Regions from separate parts of the Homo sapiens genome. Here region 1 is linked to region 2. A link is a loop called in an ENCODE intact Hi-C map of the cell type or tissue named here. Cell type or tissue: mammary epithelial cell. All regions are shown on one strand. Each heading gives the region's core, and the rest is flanking DNA. Links, peaks and the distances in the headings are about the cores only.

The links. Hi-C counts contacts between places; a loop is a spot of excess contacts. Peaks named below come from ENCODE experiments on the same cell type or tissue, not always from the same donor. Only the 100,000 strongest peaks of a DNase experiment are listed, where the experiment ranks them.
Region 1: a loop joins it to region 2, with 5 times the contacts of the local background. A loop is called at or near these places in 1 of 110 quality-filtered maps.

The regions. Positions count from the first base shown.
Region 1 is chr10:118,583,309-118,586,224 of GRCh38, reverse strand. No RefSeq gene overlaps it. Among named protein-coding and RNA genes, the nearest start is that of PRLHR, 11 kb to the left of the region's middle. RefSeq lists an enhancer at 442-1,641. In mammary epithelial cell, for the core only: no CTCF peak of the experiment used is centred there; a DNase peak (open chromatin) is centred at 1,454.
Region 2 is chr10:118,849,495-118,852,410 of GRCh38, reverse strand. All of the region lies in intron 3 of LINC03036 (long intergenic non-protein coding RNA 3036), which reads left to right. Among named protein-coding and RNA genes, the nearest start is that of CACUL1, 96 kb to the right of the region's middle. In mammary epithelial cell, for the core only: a CTCF peak has its summit at 1,746 (motif pointing right); a DNase peak (open chromatin) is centred at 1,750.

The DNA of each region.
Region 1 (2,916 bases), core at 282-2,781, 270 kb after region 2:
CCAGCCAATGCCTGGGATTTTATGTAATGAAGAGAGTAGTGGCAGGAGAGCATGCTATGGGCAGGGTAAGGTGATTAGCAAAGGAAGGAAAGGGTGATGCCTATTTGAAAGAGTGCAGGCTGTGCTTACGAGACAGAGTGGTGAAAAGCTGGCTGAAACTAGATTCAGGAAGATTAGTAATACCAGTTAGGTTGGCTGAATTCTTACTGTGTGTAAGGCACAGTGCTGTACCTTACATTGCATCACTTATTTCTCAGCACATTAGGAAGTAGACATTCTCATTGTTATTTTTATTTTACAGATAGGAAAACAGATATTTAGAAAAGTCAAGCAATTTGCCAAGGAATGATGTATGGGAGGTGGTGGAGCTGGGATTTGGTCCAAAGTCTGCCTTCCTAACCACTATAAAGTCCTACCCTGAGTTTCAACCTAAGGAGTCTAGCTCTTCTTGGGAGGCAGTGGGGAGCCAGTGAAGGTTTAGGGTGAGTGGGAGATAAAAGAATGACTTGTTTAGGAAGGTACTCTGGGACCTAATGCTGGCAAAAGGGAAAGTGTGGAATGGGAAGGCAGGAAGTGGGGAAATACATTAAGGAATTATTGCATGGTCCAGGAGAGAGAGAATCAGGACTGGAAGTGGGCCAGTTTAAGTGAGGATGAAGAAGAGATAGGTGGAAAAGGGCCTTAGAGAGTAATTAGCATCATATCTGAATGTCTTACCTCGTTCAACATTTCACGTTTGCCCCAGGAAGAAAAGGTAGCATATGGGATCTAGGCCACAGATGCTCAATTCCCACGTCAATCAGGAATGCTTTCTGTAGGAAGTAACAGAATACCAAACTAACCACAAGGCAGAAGTCCTAAGGTTCTTTATCATCTGATTTACAAAGAAGTCTGGAGGTGGGTGGGTGTCAGGTCGGCCCAGTAGCTCAATGGTGTCATTGAAGACTTAAAATCTTTTTCTGTCTTTTGCCTCCATTCATCGTTAACTGCTTCACCTTTATCCTGATGCTGTTACCTCAGGTCTTCAAAATGGCTGCTAAAACTCCGGATACTCATCCACATCCGAGGCAAGAAGGAAGGGGAAAGGGAAACACCAGCAACTCTCCTTCAGTGCAGGAAGGCAGAGGCCTTCTCAGTTGCTCTCGTTATGTATCACTTGCCAGAACTGGGTGACATACTCCTAACTGAAAGGGAGGGAAAGAAACCCTTTTACGCCTCTAAAATGGGAGGTTCATACTGGCCATTGGGTTATCTGGCCCACAGGACTACCACAAGTCCAGGGCAGCATCTTCTTCAGGCCTTGTTCCATATTCAAGAGCCCTTGTTCCATATTCTTCCCAAATGAGAGGGAACAAACATGTGTTGGGTTCTGAAAAGTGGCAAATTGTAACTCGGGGAATATGGGCCTGAGTAACCACTGCACACTAATGGCTTCCAGCCAGGCCTGCCAGTGTTGTGATTCACATTTTATGAGTCATCAGCTGTATCTTAGCAGATAGCTGCTAGAAAGTTGAAGTTAATTTCTTTTTAAAAATGTCGTAAGGTAATCATAAACCATGGAGACTCAACGGTGATGAAAATGGATGAAAAATAACATAAAGATGCTTGATGCTAAAGCATAACTGTGCTCACTGCTGAGTTTTTTTCCCCTTTTTTATGTTATGATGCTATTCCTGCTTTTATGCTTCCAGATTGTGATAAGAGGGAGGGTTGGCTACCTGCTCTGTTGCCAAACTCCCAAACGCAGAACCCTGGTCATTTTAAGGCAATTTTGAAGTGTGGGTTTCCTGCTCTGCTCAACACGTGGGTCCCTGCACAGATGTTGGCATTTGTTACAGCACCTTTGGTCAACCTTCCCTGAGGGCCAGGGGCTAGTGTGTGCCTGCTGTATACTCTTTGTAGCTCAGAGTTCACAACCTCGAGTTTTCTGAGAAGTTGCCAAAGTCAACCTCCATTGTTCTGAGGCATAGTCACATTGAATCTCACTAGGCCCAGGATTCTGTGGCAAAGTCCCCCACAGAAGAAGACCATAGGAGGGCATGGCTGTTCCCTAAGAGATAACCCTGAGGTGACACATGGCCTCCTCTTTTAGGAACTGTGGGTAGCTCAATCAGTCCTAAAGTTGGCCTGATGCTTCTGGAATGCTGTTTAGAATAACACCCCATTTCCTACTGCAGCGCCTTCTACCTTGCTCTCCTCCTGGAGGAAGAGATCTTTCCCTTCAGGTCTCAGCTTAAATGTCACCTCCTCAGAGATGCCCTCTCTGACTGCCTCATTTAAAGTGCTCTGGCCTCTTATTCTTAACTTTATCTCCTTGCTTTTTCTCTTCATGACGCTCATCATGATTCGTCATGACACATTGGTCTGTCCTCTATGAGATGTGAGCTTCGTGTGGGTACAGGCCATATCTGCTTTCTTCACCCATGTATCCCCAGGGTCCAGCGCACTTCCCTGCAGTGAGCCAGGCTGCACCCAAGAGGGCTATGACTGCAAGGTTAGTGCCTCCATCCATGGACTGGGCATAGGCTTTTGCCAGGGGAATTTCTATTACGTTCCCAGTATTGTCTTTGAAAGTACCCATAAAGGAATGACTTGTTCAGGAATGTACTAGATTTCCCTTCTTGTTTTTCTCATTTAGAGGCTCCCTTAATCACACAACTATGAGGTCTGAGATTATGAAACTTCACATAGCAAAAACAAATGAGTTAAATGACTTGCTTCAGAATGCAGGTACCATTATCTGATTTTAATAAATTGAAAGGTTCCCAAACCTGGCTGTGCATTGGAATCATTTGCAGAGCTTTTCAAAAACACAGGTTCCTAGTACCTACCCGAGACCTACTAGATAAGAAACTCTTGATGTGAAACTGTATATTTTCAAAATGTCATGTTTGGTAATCAATTAAAAAAATGTTG
Region 2 (2,916 bases), core at 201-2,700:
GCTCCCACCTGTAATCCTAGCACTTTGGGAGGCTGCGGCGGGCAGACCGCCTGAGGTCAGGAGTTTGAGACCAGCTTGGCCAACGTGGTGAAACTCCGTCTCTACTAAAAATACAAAAGCTAGCCGGATGTGGTGGTGCATGCCTGTAGTCCCAGCTACTCAGGAGGCTGAAGCATGAGAATCGCTGGAACCTGGGAGGCAGAGGTTGCAGTGAGCTGAGACAGCACCACTGCTCTACAGCCTGGGGGACAGAGTGAGACTCTGTCTCGATTAAAAAAAAAAAAAAAAAGAGTTAGGGAAGATGAGAGACTGGGAAGAAGAGAGTGGGGATTATTAGGTTGGCTCAAGGGAGACGGGGAGGAGGCCTGATCCAGAACGGGGCCATGTGAGCCTGGAGAGGGCTGGTTAGGCTGAGTCCCTAAGGGGCAGGAGCCGGGTCTTCTCTAGGGTTGGTATTTCCTGTACAAGGTCTGTGCATAGGTGCTGGCAGATCAGCCATCTCCTCCCCAAGTCTGCCAGGAGATGCCTCTCTCTTCTTGGATCCACAGGAAGACAGAGCACCTGAGTCATTTGGGAATCTCTGAGTCAGCGGCTCAGGACAGCAGGGAAAGTGTAAAGGCATTGGCTTCAGGGAAATGACCATCAGTTGGCCTTGGCATGGGCCTGTCATCCTAGGCCCACCCAGTGAGGTTCCAGCACCATCAAGACACAGAGAGCATTTGCCTTATAGGACAGAGGGATGGAGGCCTTACAGGACACAGGCATGGAGGCCTTACAGGACAGAGGGATGGAGGTTTACAGGACACAGGCATGGAGGCCTTATAGCACACAGGCACAATGGCCTTATAGAGCAGAGGCATGTTAGCCTTACAGGATAGAGGCACAGAGGCCTTACAGGGTAGAGGCACGGAGGCCTTACAGCATAGAAGCATGGAGGCCTTTCGGGATAGAGGTATGGAGACCTTACAGGATAGAGGCACAGAGGCCTTTCAGGATAGAGGCACAGAGGCCTTACAGAACACAGTCATGGAGTCCTCACAGGACAGAGGGATGGAGGCCTAATAGGTCACGGGCATGGTAGCCTTACAGGACACAGGCACGGTGGCCTTACATGTTCTGAGTTAGAACCAATGGGAAGTGGAAGAAAAGAAAGTCTCACTTCTTCTTTCTTTCACTGAGCCAGAAACAGCCTATCCTGGAGTGCTGAGGGTTTGTGTAGGGCCCTGGTTCTCCTAGGCCTGCCCACGGAGGTCTGGCCCAGAACATGTATTTTTACCAAGTGATTCTGATGCCCTGCGAAGCTGGAGCACTACTGGTTTGATAACTATTTGCTGAGAAAAAGGAAGAGGCTCTGTTCTGTGGACCCCTTGGCTTTACTCAGAGGTCAAGCATCCAAATGCACCAAGGTTCAAATGACCTTGAACAGAAGAAGCCACTGGGTTTTCTCTTCCCATAGGAAACTACCAAGTTGAATATCTGCCAAAATATTATTCCAAGTTTGTGCAAGAAATGTTTACCTTTTTGTAAGTAAGAAGCCACCTGAATTTCTGTAGATCTTAACAGGCTGTGTATATAGTATATGGCTTGTATATGTACTTGATTATACCAAGTAATAATCCCAATTAACCCGGTTCTACCCCAGCCTTACACATAGGATCTTTAGCCCTGTTATAAAACCACCCAAGCAATTTAGGGAGTTCCCATAAAGCAACTTCAACAAACTGAGGATCAAGTCCTCTCCCACCAGGTGGCGCCACGGGCTACCCAAGGTTCTGCTAGGCATCTGCCATCTTTTTGGCCAGGCCTCCCCTGGGTACTACCATCATCCCTCATTGAGGCCCAGGCCCTGGGTCTTCCAGGGGTCAATACATTCAGGGTCAGAGGAGTTGCAAGGCATCAGGCTGAGGGCTTTATGGAGTTCTTACAAAACAGACCATGTGCTCTTTCTTCCAAGAGCTAGTGGTTTGAGAGGCTGCCTGCCAGTCATTGTTTTAAGTACTTTACATGTCTAGTCATGTATGATCTCTTATTCTTGTTCTTGCTTCTCCATTTTTTTATAATGGAAAATTGAACATATGCAAAATCAGATAGGATAATATAATAAATTCCATGTTTCCATCATCAAGGTTTAACAATGATCAATTCATAGCTAATCTTATTTCCTCCCATATTATTTGTTTAAAAAATAACACATATCAGTGCATTTTTAATGCTTAATTTTTTGTTTTTTTTTAAATTCACAAATAATGTATATATTATGGGGTACAATGTGATGGTTTGAAATATGTTTATAATATGAAATGATTACATCAGGCTAATTAACAAATTCATTGGCTCACATACTTGTCTTTTTGTGGTGAAAACATTTAAAATCTACGCTTTTAGCAATTTTGAAATATACAGTGCATTATTATGTATTGTATGCATCACTCTGCAATAGATCACTAAAGCTTATTCTTCCTAACTGAAGTTTTGTACCCTTTGATCAGTATCTCCCCTTTCCCCATCCACCCCGTCTTCTAGCCTCTGATAACCACCATTCAACTTTCTACTTCTATGAGTTCAACTGTTTTAGATTTCACATATAAATGAGAGCATGCAGTATATTTGTCTTTCTGTACCTGGCTTATTTCACTTATCCTCCAGGTTCACCCATGTTATGGAAAATGACAGGATTTCCTTCATTATGGCTGAATAATATTCTATTGTGTGTATATAGCATGTTTTCCTTGTCTGTGATTAATCTGATGATGGATACCTAGGTTGCTTCTGTATCTTGGCTATTGTGAATAATGCTGCAATGAACATAGGAGTACAGGTACATCTTCAGCATACTGCTTTCAATTCCTTTGGATATATACCCAGAAGTGGGAGTACTCGATCATATGGTAGCTCTATTTTTAGTTTTCTGAGGAA